Regions from separate parts of the Homo sapiens genome. Here region 1 is linked to region 2. The links are chromatin contacts, found by Hi-C or POLR2A ChIA-PET in ENCODE. All regions are on one chromosome and are shown on one strand. Each heading gives the region's core, a stretch centred on a gene start or an enhancer-like site at or near the end of the contact. The rest is flanking DNA. Distances are from core to core; before and after follow the strand shown.

Region 1 (7,409 bases), core at 2,988-5,487, 1.0 Mb after region 2:
GTACAGCTGCTAGGCCTGCCCCAGTACCTCTTCTTGCCAGTGTACATGGAGGGTGCCACACCTGGGGTGGGAGGATGGGCTTGGGGATTGAAGCTGAGCCCCATCCTCATGAGCTGTATAGCCTTAAACAAGTTCCTGAACATCTCTGAACCTCCTAATACCCACAGCCCCAGCTGAAAGAGTAACTCTTCCGCTGGATCCTGTGAAGGAGAGATGAGAAATCTCCTAGGCTGGCCCAGTTCAGGGTTCACTCCACTGGCCCCTTCTCCCTTCCTTTCCTTTCCCTTCTGGATCTTTGGATTCTGGACAGGGCATGCAAATTAAAGCTGTTGGGGCAGAGGAGCTGGAGAGGAGGGAACAGGTGAGAGACTGGGAAGGCCAAAGTAGCCATTCAGAGCAGGAGAGCAGATGCGGCCATGTTGGTAGGCAGCCTCTGTGAGGAGGAGGAGGGATCTGCCATTGATAGGAGCTGGGGAAGGAACATGTTTCTGACACCTGGGGATTGATTCAGGCATTTATGACAGTGACAGAAATCAGGAGATGCTGAAGAGCCACTCCAACTGTTTCCTTTCAGTGTCCCTCCCTGGAAGGTGACTCTTGTGGTTATGAAACAGCCTCATGGCTTTGGCCAGAAAAAAAGTCAGCAGCTGAGACAAAGGTGAAGCAGCATGCACTGCAAAGTGGATTCTGTGAGGAAGAAATGAGGTCCAGAGGTTGCAGAAACACTCGAGTTTCTTTTGTGAACAGAGGACAAAAGCATAAAAGACCAGTTGATTAGTTTTTTTGAGCTTTGTGTGCAGTCTTGTTAGGTAGGGGTTGTGGGCAAGATGCTGGCTGGAGATTCCTGTCCAAGGACAAAAAACCATCAAGAGTCATGGGCCTGCCAGAGGCCGAGGGAATTGAAGTCAGGTGGGCTACCTTGGTGTCTTTTGACCCAGGCCCAGGCTGTTTGGGCTCCCTGGGAAGAGCTCATTGAATGACAAACATTGGCCTTGATGCTTTCCTCTTCTGCACAGCAGGAAGGCCAGGCCAGGCCACTCTTGGGCCCATAGGAGAGCACCTCGTTCAGAAGGGACCCTTCTCCAGAGCCACTGGTGGCCTCTCATCCGGGAATGTATGGGTTTCACTATATGGCAAGCCCCTGCTCCAGCAGAGACAGCCCGAGAGCTCACCTGACATCACGCCTCCCTGGGTTCTGCACAGTCCATTTTGGAAGCTGGGACTGAGATGAGGGCAGAGTGACTTTGACTGTAAATCATTACCCTAAAACGCTCTGTTAATTAGGGCCGTGGTTCTCAACCAGTGTGATTTTTGTCCCTCAGGGGACATTTAGCAATGGCTGGAAATAATTTTCATTCTCACACTTGGGAAGAGGGAGGTGCTACTGGCATCTCCTGGGGAGAGGCTTGGAATGCTCCTAACACCTTGCAGTGCACATGACAGCCCTCCACAATAAAGAATGATCCGGCCCCAAATGTCAGGAGAATCAGGGTTGCGAAACCCGAATAATTGGAGTGCCTTTTTTTTTTTTTTCCTTTCTTTTTTTTTGAGACGGAGTTTTGCTCTTGTTGCCCAGGCTGGAGTGCAGTGGCGCAATCTCGGCTCGATGCAACCTCTGCCTTCACAGTTCAAGCGATTCTCCTGCCTCAGCCTCCTGAGTATCTGGGATTACAGGCACCTGCCACCACGCCCAACTATTTATTTTATATTTTTAGTAGAGATGGGGTTTCACCATGTTTGCCAGGCTGGTCTTGAACTCCTGACCTCAGGTGATCTGCCTGCCTCGGCCTCCCAAAGTGCTAGGATTACAGGCTTGAGCCACCATGCCCAGCCCTGGAGTACTTTTCAATGGATTGTCCCAGTAGTGTTCCCTGACGTGGCACTGTCTCCCTCCCGACAGGAAACCATGATGGACCACGCCTTGCGTACCATCTCCTACATCGCCGACATTGGGAACATTGTAGTGCTGATGGCCAGACGCCGCATGCCCCGGTCAGCCTCTCAGGACTGCATCGAGACCACGCCCGGGGCCCAGGAAGGCAAGAAGCAGTATAAGATGATCTGCCATGTGTTCGAGTCGGAGGATGTAAGTAAGCCCTTGCCAGGGCACTCCCCTCCCAAAGTTCACAGCCCAGGGCGGCTCCAGGATCCAGGCGCTGTGGAAACCACCCTCAGGTGGAAAGCCTCCATGCTGTTACTGATGTTTCCAGTGGATCAGTGATCTTTTGCATACTCTTTGGGTTTGCAAAGATAGTGAATACAGTTTTATTCTACTTCTTGAAATAGGTTCTTCAGGAGCTGTTTATAAATTGAGTTGTGGTTAAATATATGAGGGAGCTATTTGAAGAAATCCCTTTACAAAACATTTTCTCTACTAAAAATGAAGTTAATCTTTGCATAACTTTTGTTATTAAAATGCAAATTTTCGCATGGCCCTGGCATGCTGTATAAAGAAAGCACATCTGCACATGAGGCTTAGTTCTGCCTTTGCGTGTGGTCTTCAGAGGAAGTAAAAAGTGATTCTGAAGTATAAGATACCAAAGACTCAGGAAAAGATCACAAGCCCTTTGGCTCCCTCCTTGGCTGGAGAAGAGTGTTGTTTTTAGCCTGGAGGGGGACAGAGGGGCTGAGGAAGGAGCAGCAGGGCCAAGAGGGGAGCTCAGAGAGGAACTGTCCTTCCTGGAGGCTGATCTTACTCACAGACCAGCAGGGGGCGCTGCTGGTGAGCCAGTTTTGTGGCTGTTGCCAGAGTGAAATTTTAAAATATGATCTATGGCTGGGCACGGTAGTTCATGCCTGTAATCCCAACACTTTTGGGAGGCTGAGGTGCGTGGATCACCTGAGGTCAGGAGTTCAAAACCAGCCTGGCCAACATTGCGAAACCCTAGTCTCTACTAAAGATACAAAAAAATTAGCCAAGCTTGGTGGTGCGTGCCTGTAATCCCAGCTACGTGGGAGGCTGAGGCAGGAGAATTGCTTGAACCTGGGAGGCGGAGATTGCAGTGAGCTGAGATCGTGCCATTGCACTCCAGCCTGGGTGACAAGAGTGAAACTCCGTCTCAAAAAAAAAAAAAAATCTATCCTTCAGGGGCAGTTGGCCAGGGCGTTCTTTTTCACATAAGGACTTGAGGCTGTCTCAGGGACCTGGGCAATAGGGAAGGGTCCCCATATTGTCATGATCCTGACATACAGCATGGAAACTGAAGACAGGGTTCAAACCTTTGGCTGGCGCAGTCATCTTCTTCCTAAGAACTTGGGTCCACTTGAAGTGCTTCGGCGCAATGGCAGATTTACAGGAGGGAGAGAGCATTTCAACAGCGCACTCACACATTCCTTCCACCGCTACACGGAGACCCTTCGAAACCTGGATGGGTATTTCTGTGTGACTGAGGGCCGAGGATGTGTGAGAGACCTGGCTTGGGGATGGGCCACAGGTACTGGCGGAATGAGGCCAGGAGCAGGCCCGGTGGCGAAGGGTGGCAGTCAGCTGGTGAGAGTTTCCAAGGGGCACTGAGAGCCCCCAGGTGCAGCCGATGCGGAGGGTTAAAGCCAGGGTATGCCGTATTGGGTAGATGAGGCCGCAGGGTGGTCCTGCCAGCAACAGCAGCCTCCTCTTCCCCACCTCTCCAGCGCCTGCAGGCTCTGCCCACAGCCCACTTGCAGGAGGCCGCTTGAGCCCTGAGGTGGGGCCTGGGCTGGGCTCCTGGACTCACAGCAGTGAACGCCCACAGGCTTGGCTGCGAGTTGGGGCCGGCAGGGCGACCCCTTCTCTGAAGCGCCAGCCGCAGAGAGAGCCCCCTGAACCCCACACCTCCCAGGAGGCAGCCGGTACCCGGCGTGGAGTGACGGGGAGGCGGCGGCTGGCGGCACACCAGCGGCCCAGATGACACCGGAAGGAGGCGCAGCCCCGCGGAGCCGGCTCCCCGGGCTTGGAGCTTCCGCGGGGGCGGAGGATGTCGTCCAAGGGGAGGAAGAATGGCGGTGGCCCGAGGGAGCCCAAGTGGAGTCCGAGGGCCGTGGGTGGTGGAGCCGGGCCTCCGGGGCTCCAGGGCTCTCAGGCCGTCCTTCCCAGCCAGGTGGCCTCGTCAGGCGGAGACAGAAGCAGAGGCCTGGGGGCCGCCCTCCGCTCTTCCCAAAGGCCCGACCCTCTCCTGCGCGGGCGCTGCCCCCGGCCCTCCTGCCGAGCCCCATCAGCTCGCCAACTCCGCAGGCCAGCCCGGCGGCGCCATCTGGCGGTCCCCGGGCGTCGCGCCTCCAGCTGGGTCTGTGCGCGCGGCAGAGATGCTGGGCGTGGGAACCGGCAAGTCCTGGAAACGGCTTAGGGCCCGTCAGGGAGGGCAGTTCCACGCCTGCTGGAGGGCAGGCCGCCTGCTGCGCGCTTCTAATCCGGCCCAGCTTGTCTTTCCCAATGCATACATTCATCTGCTGCTCTTACATCCTGCCACGTGGAGAGTGGGAAGGGAATTGAGGCCAAAGCCCTTGTTTTCACCTGTTTTGGGATCCTGTTGAGTAGGAGTTTGCTGGGGGCGCCCGTGCAGGACCCCCTTGAGGGCAGTTGGGGAGGCACGTGAGGAGCAGGACAGCGCATAAGGAGGGCTCACACAGCCCAGAGCCTGGCGGGAGGCCCCGCTGTGGGCTGAGGCGTCACCAAGGCCGCCAAGAGCCCCGCCGCGCTCCCAGGGCTGCACAGCTGCCAGCCTGCTTGGCGAGCTCCGGGAGCTCAGTACAGCCCTCACCTCCCACTGTCTCCTGTCTGCGCACCAGCAGGCGGCCGGCCAGGCCCTGAGTGCTGTTTCAGTGTCCAGGCCTTTGCCATGTCAGAGTCGGTGATGTCCACTGAAGCAGCTCAGCGGAAGTAGAAAGAAGTGACGTGCTTCATGGGGCCTGTGTGGAGTCCCAGGTCTCATGTCTTGCAGGCCTGGCCTGGCACAGCCACACATCCCTAGAAGAGCAGCCAGGCACACCCTCTGCCTCCAGTGGGCACTGGGTTCTGTTGCTACCGATAAATACATGCGGGGTAGACAACTAGCAGCACGATGCTCCCGGAAAACACACTGAAAGTCCATTTTCGGCATCAGATGAGTGGAAAGGAAATACAGATGGGGTCAGGTGCAGTGGCTCACACCTGCAATGCCAACAGTTTGGGAGGCCAAGGCAGGAGGATCACTTATGTCCAGGAGTTTGAGACCAGCCTGGGCAATATGGCAAGACCCCTATCTCTACAAGAAAACTTTTTTTAATTAGCTGGATGTGGTTGTGCTCACCTACATTCCCACTCCAGTCTGGGCAACAGAGCCAGACCTCATCTCGAAAGAAAAAAAAAGCAACAAAAATATGACATGTAGTAAATAATTCATTGTTGTCCCAGACTTTCTTTGAAACAGCTTTGACCTGGAGCATCTGGGCCGTGCCACAGCTTAGGCAGGGACAGTCAGGAGTAGACCCTTTGGGGTTCAGGGCAACACTGGGGTTCGCTCACGGTGGAGTGCTGGTGGGAGACAGCCTTCATCAGATGAGGGAGGGCCCCCAGTTTCTTTCTTGTTCTTCTAAGCCCGAGCAAGGGCTCCCTTGAAGGCTTATGGGTGCATCCTGCACCCAGCCCTGCCGCAGCCCCCTGCTGAGGAGGCTGCGGGGAGCCTGTGCCACGTGCCTGTCTCCAGCTGGCCTGCCCTCTGCACAGGCCCAGCTCATCGCCCAGTCTATCGGCCAGGCCTTCAGCGTGGCCTACCAGGAGTTCCTGCGAGCCAATGGCATCAACCCCGAAGACTTGAGCCAGAAGGAATACAGCGACATCATCAACACCCAGGAGATGTACAACGACGACCTCATCCACTTCTCAAACTCGGAGAACTGCAAGGAGGTAAGCCACACCCACCAGCCTCAGGGAGGCCACATTTGCCAGCTTCTGCTCCCTGAGCTCCTGCAGAGCGAGCCTTCCCGGGGTCCTCACGCACACCCTTGCCTTCCTATCAGACTCCAGTGGGGCCCGGAATGTGCACCTCGCTCCTGCCTTCCAGCTGAGCACTTGGGTGTGAAATGAGGTGTTTGTAACAAAGAAGCTGATTACAGTCAGCTTTAATGACCTCGAAAATGCGCCTTTTAATGCTGCTATTATCATCAACCAGCACTCAGCACCCAGGAGATATTTCTGAAAAGCATGTGGCATCTCTAAAGGGAGCCTGGGGGCTCTGGCAGAGGAGGCTGGAAGCCACCAGTAGCAGAGGCCTTAGCTGGTCCCAGTGGCTTCCCCCAGGGGACTTTGGAAAGTTCTTATGGGCAGAGGAGCAAATTCCCTGGGGATGGCCCATACCTGGACTGTTTGTTAAATGGCTGAATGATTGTGTCTGCTGTGGATGAGTGGATGGTCTCTGCTGCTTGTTGAATGGGTGAATGCATGATCCTGGTTTCTTGCTGAAGACATTCCAGGCAGTTTCTGAGACAGTGACCTTTGAGAGGAAATAAAAGTAGAAGGACTTTTCCAACAAGAGTGAAGGCCGGGGGCAGGATATGGGTATGGGAGCCTGAGAACATTCCTCTGGCCTCTGTGGGTGTGGAAGGAGCAGGAACCAGGACACTGGAGCCCTGCTTGGGGTGGGAAGGTCAGTGTTGGGCACGGGTGGGGTTGGGGTCAATGCCAGGCACGGGTGGGGATAGGGGGTCTGTGCTTCCAGGTTCCCAGGATTGCTGGGTGGACCCCAGGAAGGTGTGGGAGCCAGACTGGGGTGAGGCTGGGGGTGGGTGGGCAGGGCTCCCAGCCCAAGACCTCTCCTGGCTGAGATGAGCCAGCCTTGGATCCCAGGGCAGGGCGGGATGTGCCAGGACAGGGTCAGCCTCATCCTCCTGTGGGTCCTTGGCAGAGGCCTCGGTCCTTGCCGCCAGCCCCTCTCACACTGCTGATCCCTTTGCAGCTGCAGCTGGAGAAGCACAAGGGCGAGATCCTGGGCGTGGTGGTGGTGGAGTCGGGCTGGGGCTCCATCCTGCCCACGGTGATCCTGGCCAACATGATGAATGGCGGCCCGGCTGCCCGCTCGGGGAAGCTGAGCATCGGGGACCAGATCATGTCCATCAATGGCACCAGCCTGGTGGGGCTGCCCCTCGCCACCTGCCAAGGCATCATCAAGGTAGGCACCCTGGGATCCTCCGCCCAGGGGTCACCTCAACCCTGCCTCACTTCATCCCCACTTTGCTGCAATCCCCACTTCACTGCAATCCCCACTTCACCCATGGGGAAACTGAGGCCCAGGGAGACCCACCCGGTGACTGGTCGATGATGGTATCAGAATTTGAACTCAAGACCATTCCCCATGTCTGAATCAGAGGTGGACCCGGGCTGGCCTGGGGTGGGAAGGGAGGGGTTGTCTGAGCCCTGTACCGAGCCATGTGGCCCTGGGCAAGGGCCCAAGAACCAG
Region 2 (7,122 bases), core at 745-3,244:
CCCCAAATGGAAACTGCGGAAACCCAACAACCAGCGAGTGAGCTGGTAGAGCCAGCGGCCCCAAGGAGCTGAGGGAGCTCCGGCTTGTGGAGTCTCTTCTCACATTTCCAGCATATGGAGAATGCCACACTGGGTCAGCCCCTGCCCCAGATCCTGCCCCCTGGCCTCCAGGCTCTGGGCTTTCCTCCCCTCTGTGGTAGCCTTTATCTCCATTGCAAGCCATCTTTCCACTACTAACAGTTAAAAGCCTCCCCTTTCTCTCTACTCTCCCAAGAAACCTCATCCTCACCTGTGGACAGGTGGCCGCCCAACTCTCTTCTGCAGCTCAAACCACTGTGTCCATCTACCTCTTTGTGTCCCTAGACATAAAGGTACCCAAAACTCCCAGAGTGCTGAAGCCACACCTGGCCTTTCCCAGGGGCCCACTGATCCCACCATCCATCACCCATCACCAACTGGGAATCCCCCCTGCAGCTCACCAGTGCTTCCCTGCCCCGGCCTGGCAACCACACTCAGTGGGAAGGCCTTGGCAGTGGCTTTCTTCAACTCCCCAGCTGCTCCCAACCCCCCAGCCACAGTGATCTTTCCAAAATGCATATGGCCTCAAACTCAAAATATTTCCTTGCTGCCTGCCACTCCAGCATAGAAACGGGGACCCAGGTGACACAGGTGTCATGCCGCTGGGTTTCCAGGGACAGCCAGGACCTCCCCATTCCTGGTATTCCTGATATCCTCAGATCTCAGCTGCTCCAGGGGCTGGAGGTTGCGTTCTTCTCATAAAACAAGAACAGTATAGGCATTTGCTTTTCATCAGTGTAATGAAACTTTAGGGACTTATGATCCTAAATCACATTACACCAATGTGAACTGCACTCAAATTGTTGTAAACTAAATTTGCAGAACAAGCAGTTTTTGTGCAATTCTTTGCAGTCTACTCAGCTCTTTCATCTCTGTGTTCAGGTTCAATCCTCATTAGTTCTTCTATGAGAGATAGTTATCCCCAGATGCGTTCAATGCTCAGCTCCTTGCCCTGGCAGGCCCCGTCCCAGGGTCCTGGATGGCAGATGCCATGCCCGCCCCGCGAAGCTCAGGCTCACCAAGCAAGCAAACCGCAGCTGGTTTAGGTAGACAGCAGCTGCCCACAACTGCTAACAGCCTCGGGTTTCTTTTCCTCAGAATCACTCACCCTAAATCTACACATTGTAGACTGTCACATTGGTCTAAGTAGTGCTCCTCAAAGTGCACTGCACATTAGAGTCACCTGGGGAGCTTCACCGCCGGGCCCCAGGCTCTGATTCGCCCAATGGGAAGGGAGCACCGGGCACTTGTCCTGAGCCCCTGGCCCCTGCCTGGTTCTGCAAACCCAGAGCGTCCACATACCAGGCTTCCTGTGCTTAACATTGTGTCCTTGAAAAGAGCTAGCTGCACTAATGCCCATTGATTTCACTGTGTGTGACCACAGTAAAGAGAAGCAGCTTTGAGGGATTTAGTGTTTTCACTCCAGTGCATTCCATTCTAAGGAAACGCCTGACCACGGCTCATGGCTAGGAGGCCCCGCAGTGCCAGATGCTGCCCTGGAGTTCAAGTGGAACATTTGCTGTCTGAACCTTTCCAAACTCCCCCCACCCATGACCTCATGGCCCACCAGGGGGCGACTTTTTCCTGGGTCGCCTGGCAGAGAGCCGGAGGGGGTGCTCAGGGGGCAGCTGCTGCAGGCCCAGGCGGACTCAGCCGCGCTAGGTCGGCTCCGTCGCACCCGTCTGTGCACACTAACCTTTAGGGGAACTTGCCTTGCTTCCTAAGCCGCGACTCAGCCGGGGCTGTGTAAACCCTCCCTGCCTGTTCCCAGGCTAGTCTGGCTCCTCGCCTCCTTCCTCCCGACCGCGGAGCACGTGCACTTTACCTGCGCACTTGCAGATCTTTCTCCAGGAGTGAGTTTAAGGTCCGCACCTCCGCTCTGGATGGTGAGCGGAGCACAGCCTTCGAAGTAAGAACTCAGAGGGAGCTCGGCGCTCCCGCAGCGGGTCCCCCACCCAGGCACGCCCCCGGCCCGGCCCCGCCCACAGCACTCCCCACTCGGCCCCGCCCACAGTGCGGCCACGCCCGTAGCACGCCCCTCCCGGCCACGCCCACAAAGCTGCCCACATGGCCCCGCCCACAGCTCGCCCGCTCCGCACCCCCGGCCCCTCAGCTCCCCAGCCCCCGGCGGCGCGGGCTGAGAGCAGCTCCGTCTAAGGCCACGCCGCCCCGGCGTCCCCGACAGCGCTCTCCGCGGGGATAGTTTCCAGCTTTACCTCTAAAGAGGCGGCCCAGGACTGCGGACAGGCTTTTCCCTATGAACAAGAACGGGGAAATGCTCAGTGAACATTCTGTTCCCTTCAGAGCTCTCCCAGCGGGCACTGAGAGGCCCTCCAGCTAGGACGCCAAGGTTACACTTGCCGACAGCCCCTCCTGCAGCACAGACACACACACGAGATACACAGACACACACAGATACACAGACACACACAGATACACACAGACACACACACAGATACAGAGATAGACACGATATACACAGACACAGATACACAGATACACATACACAGAGACACACACAGAGACACAGCAATACACAGACACACAGATACAGGACACAGATACACAGATGACACACAAGGACACATGCAGATACACAGACACACATACACAGATACACACAGACACATGCACAGATACACAGAGACACACACACAGGCACAGAGATACACACAGATACACAGATATACACACAGACACAGATACACAGACACACACAAATATATACAGATACTCAGACACAGATACACAGACACAGGTACAGACACACAGATACAGATACAGAGATACATACAGATACAGAGATACAGAGACACACACAGATACACACACGGACACACACAGAGATACACAGACACAGATATACACAGGCACACAGATACAGACACACAGATACACACATGCACAGATACACACAGATACAGAGATCTACACACAGAGATACACAGACACACAGATACGCAGACACAGAGATACACAGATACATAGACACATACAGACACACACACAGATACATGCACAGACACACACGCAGATACACATATACAGATATACAAACACAGATATACGCACAGACACACACAGATACACACACAGATACAGACACACACACAGATACACGCACAAACACATGGAGACAACACAGCTACAGACACACACACAGCTGCAGTGGCCAGGCCCTGCACAGGAATTGGCAGGAAGTAAGAGGCTCCATCCACAGTGTAACAGCAGAGCTGAAAGAGATCTCATGCCTTATAACAGAGCACATTGCACAGCCACAGGGTGGGCCAGGGGTTGCCCTGGTAGCAGGGACCGAGGATGTCCTCGGCATGGCAGGCTCCAGGACACTGAAGTTCCCAGCCAGGGCCCTGACAGCAGGAGAGCCCGAGATCTCTGAGACCACATTCACTGTCGCATGTGCAGACCCCTCAGTTCAGACCGCCGTGTGCGTTAGGTGTGGATATGGCTGGCAAGCAGCCTGCATGGTGACCCCCATCCTTGTGGGATGGCGGCTCCAGGGAGCCTGTGACCACCGATGCACCAGTTCCCGTCCCAGAAATACTGTCTCCTCCTCGCTCATCACTGCACCTGCTCCCCTCCCAGTGCCTCAGGGACACTGTTACAGGGCGGGAAGGGGCTGGGGCACAGAGCCCGGGGGAGGCTCCCTGAGTGGGCAGAAGGCTCTTGGTGTGCACGCAGATCTGTCGAAATGCGGGCTTTGAAACGCCAGCAGGACAGCTGCGGCCAAGCGTGTGGCTCTCTGTGCCTTGCAGGTCACAGTTGTTTTTGTGTAACTGCTGAATGTATGGGGAAGGAGCAACCCTACCCCAGCTCCAGGGATAGACCCTGAGTGGCCACAGTAATGGAGGAAACCCAACTTCCATGCCAGGGACTGGCTCGGGTGAGCCAAATCTATGTGTCCCAGCCCTGGCGGCAGCTGAGGGGTGACAAAGCCCCCCCGCGAGCCGACAGGCACCCACACCCAGCACAGCCACATGCTCACTGTCTCTGGGCTTCTTAGCTGCCGTCAATCAGTCCCCTTGGTTGATTGACCCTCAGGGCCAGATGGGGTTTCCTTTCCTGGTGGCTGAGAGTGAGTGTTGCCTGCAGATGCATCAATGGAAGCCTGTGTGTGACTCGAACAGCCAAACTTGCCTTCAAGGGGCACCGTGCTTCTTCAGTTACAAGTGATTGGGGCCAGTCTCAGAAATGATGTGGTTTCTCCTGAGCATGAAGATTTGGGTCCCAAACAAGATATGATATAGAATTATACTTTTTTGGCTGGCCAAGGAAATTCCAGAAGGAAATCCCAAAATAAGGTCCCCCTAAATGTTCTTGGCAAAGAACAGCACCATTGGAATCAGATATAAAAGCCAAAGGTGGCTATTTCCAAGCAGAGGGCTGGGATGCGGTGTCGCTTTTGTGTACGTGTATGTGCATATTTTATGTTTGTGGGTGACCCAGTGAAGGCACCCTTGGCTTCTTGCCCTGGACAGGCAGTTGTGACTCAGAGGACAATGGTCCAGGAAAGTGAGAAGCTCTCAGAATTGGGCAGGCCTGAGGGTGCAGGAAAGCGCTGCCTCCCCAGACCACAGCATCCAGAGAGAAGAAAGCGCCTCCCAGCCCAGCCCTCCAGCCCCGTCATGGGGAAATCTGTCTACAGCTTCCCTTTATGAATCCTTCCCCAGGGGTCCCCGGGGCCACCTGCTGTGCAGGCCTCTGCAGTCCCCAGTCTCTGCCTGTTCCTGCCATGGTTCAGCCCACAAACCCTATGCACCCACCCCTGCCCGAAGTTGGCTTGATTCAGCAAGCATTCTGTCAAGTTCCCAGATCCTGCGGGTCTGGAATTCAGAAAGGCACAGTGGAAACAGCTCGTCTGCTCCCCACTGCAGCCAGGGCAATGTGAAAGCTGGAAATGACTGGAGTCTGGAGGATCCGGAGGTGCACTTGCTCACTCTAGGGCGGGTCTGTCGGCTCTGCCACGTGGCCCCTGCACCAGCTCTTGGACTTCCTTACAGCATGGCAGCTGGGGCCCAAGAGACAGGAAACAGAAGCCACCAGTTCCTTAGGGCCTGCACCCAGGACTGGCAGGTGTCATTTCTGCCATATTCTATTGGCCAAGCAGTCAAGGAGCCCAAGGAAGGACACAGACACCAGTTCTTGAGGGGAGGAATGTCAAAGAACATTGGAGCCATGTTTTTTGTGTTTGTTTCTGTTTTTGAGACGGAGTCTTGCTCCGTCGCCAGGGTGGAGTGCAGTGGCGTGATCTTGGCTCACTGCAACCTCCGCCTCCCGGGTTCAAGCAATTCTCCTGCCTCAGCTTACTGAGAAGCTGGGACCACAGGTGGGCGCCACCACACCCAGCTAATTTTTGTGTGTTTAGTAAAGATGGGGTTTCACTATGTTGGCCAGGATGGTCTCGATCACTTGACCTCATGATCCGCCCACCTCGGCCTCCCAAAGTGCTGGGATTACAGGCGTGAACCACCGCGCCCGGCCAGAGCCATGTTTTAAAGTTACCACGGCTTTAGGAGGCAGGAGCTGCATAACATGAGGGCATGATGCTACCTTCTGAACTTAAATTCCGGACTTTAAAGACATGTTTAAATGTAATGAGCTGTGGAGTCACAGGAACTCCCATTCATTGCTGGTGGGACCGCAAGATGGTACAGCCACTTTGGAAGACAGTTGGGCCGTTTCTTACAAAACTAAACACTCTTAGAATATGATGCAGCAACCAATGTTCCTTGGTATTTACCTAAATGATTTGAAAACTTATGTTCACCCAAAATCTGCACACGGGTGTTTATAGCAGTTTTATCTGTCATTGCCAAAACTTGGAAACAACCAAGATGCCTTTCAGGAGGTGAATGAATAAACAAACTAGGGTACATTCAGACAATGGAATATTTATTATTCAGAGCTAAAAAGAAATGAGTTATCAAGCCATGAAAAGACACAGAAGAACCTTAAATGCAGATTACTAAGTAAAACAAGCCAATCGGAAAAGGCTGCATACTGCCTGATTCCAACTAGATGACTTTCTAGAAAGGTAAAACTATGGAGACAGTAAAAACATTGGTGGCTGTCAGGAGCTAGTGGGGAGCGGAGGGATGACTAGCTGGAGGGGATTTCAGGGCAGCGGCCCTAGTCTGTATGATACTGTAAGGCGGATACAGGGCATTAAACATTCGTGCAAACCCACAGAAGGCACTGCCCGAGTGAGCCTCGATGTAACCCGAGGCCTCTGGATAATGCTGGTGTGTTGGTGTAACCCATGGGCCAATCTGGTGGGCAGCATGTGCACTGGGGCAAGCTACATGTGTGGGGTGGGTGTATATGGGACTTCTCTGTACCATCTGATCGATAATGTCTTTCTTTTAATGAATTAGAGGAAAATAGAAAGTCTCATTTGTCTGTGGGGAAAAAATCAATTTTGAAAAGTGAGTGGGATGGGCAAAAACTCCAGGACTGACTCAGGAATAAAAACGATTATAAACTTCATCCTGAAGAGGGTGGGTCCTGTGACTGGGAGGGGCTGGCCCAAGTCCCGGGTCATCCTGAGCTGAAGGCTCCATGCGGAGGGGCGGCCCTGGGTGGCAGGAGAATGGGGAGGCCAGGCCCGTGGGGGTGGGAAGAAAGTGGGGTCCTGAGAGCTGGTGCTCCAGCGGGGAGCGAAGCTGGACACGGGAGTCTGCAGCTTGAGGGACGAAGGTGCCTGCTATTGCTTCTGGATGTTGAGTAGTTGGTATCTCTGTGCGTGTGTGTTTCCATTTGCATTTGGATCCCATGAGACATGAGGCCCAGGAGGTCCTGCAGACAAAAGCCTCCCACCCTGTGGAGCTGGCCTCCATGCAGAATGGACCCATTCGAAGACCTTTTTAAAACGATCTTTTGTATTTTCTTGTTTTAGAAACGGGGTCCCTCTGTGCAGCCCAGGCTGCAGGGAGGGGCATGGTCATAGCTCACTGTAGCCCTGAGCGATTCCCTGTTTGAAGTGTTGACTATCTTGACTATCGGGGAGGAGTGAGGTCTGCGCGATTC

Evidence for each region. Hi-C counts contacts between places; a loop is a spot of excess contacts on that map. ChIA-PET counts read pairs that join two places held with the same protein, here RNA polymerase II (POLR2A). Pooled maps may share reads with other maps.
Region 1: a loop to region 2 is called in a pooled map, with 2.2 times the contacts of the local background. The contact joins the enhancer-like site here to the promoter of OCA2 in region 2. A Hi-C loop is called at or near these places in 1 of 168 maps with a recorded cell type or tissue (CD4-positive, alpha-beta T cell) and 1 of 50 pooled maps. POLR2A ChIA-PET finds 5 or more read pairs at or near these places in 1 of 52 experiments (WTC11).

Annotation. Positions count from the first base shown.
Region 1 is chr15:29,099,699-29,107,107 of GRCh38, forward strand. APBA2 (amyloid beta precursor protein binding family A member 2) reads left to right here. Exons shown (of 15, transcript NM_001353788.2): 10 at 1,901-2,086; 11 at 5,681-5,860; 12 at 6,909-7,121. Among named protein-coding and RNA genes, the nearest start is that of NSMCE3, 170 kb to the right of the region's middle. Within about 2 kb of position 4,238, at least 4 of the 41 ENCODE cell types and tissues checked have a DNase peak (open chromatin) inside an H3K27ac peak, as active enhancers do.
Region 2 is chr15:28,097,321-28,104,442 of GRCh38, forward strand. It overlaps OCA2 (OCA2 melanosomal transmembrane protein), which reads right to left and starts at 1,995. Exons shown (of 24, transcript NM_000275.3): 1 at 1,904-1,995. RefSeq lists an enhancer at 1,290-1,942.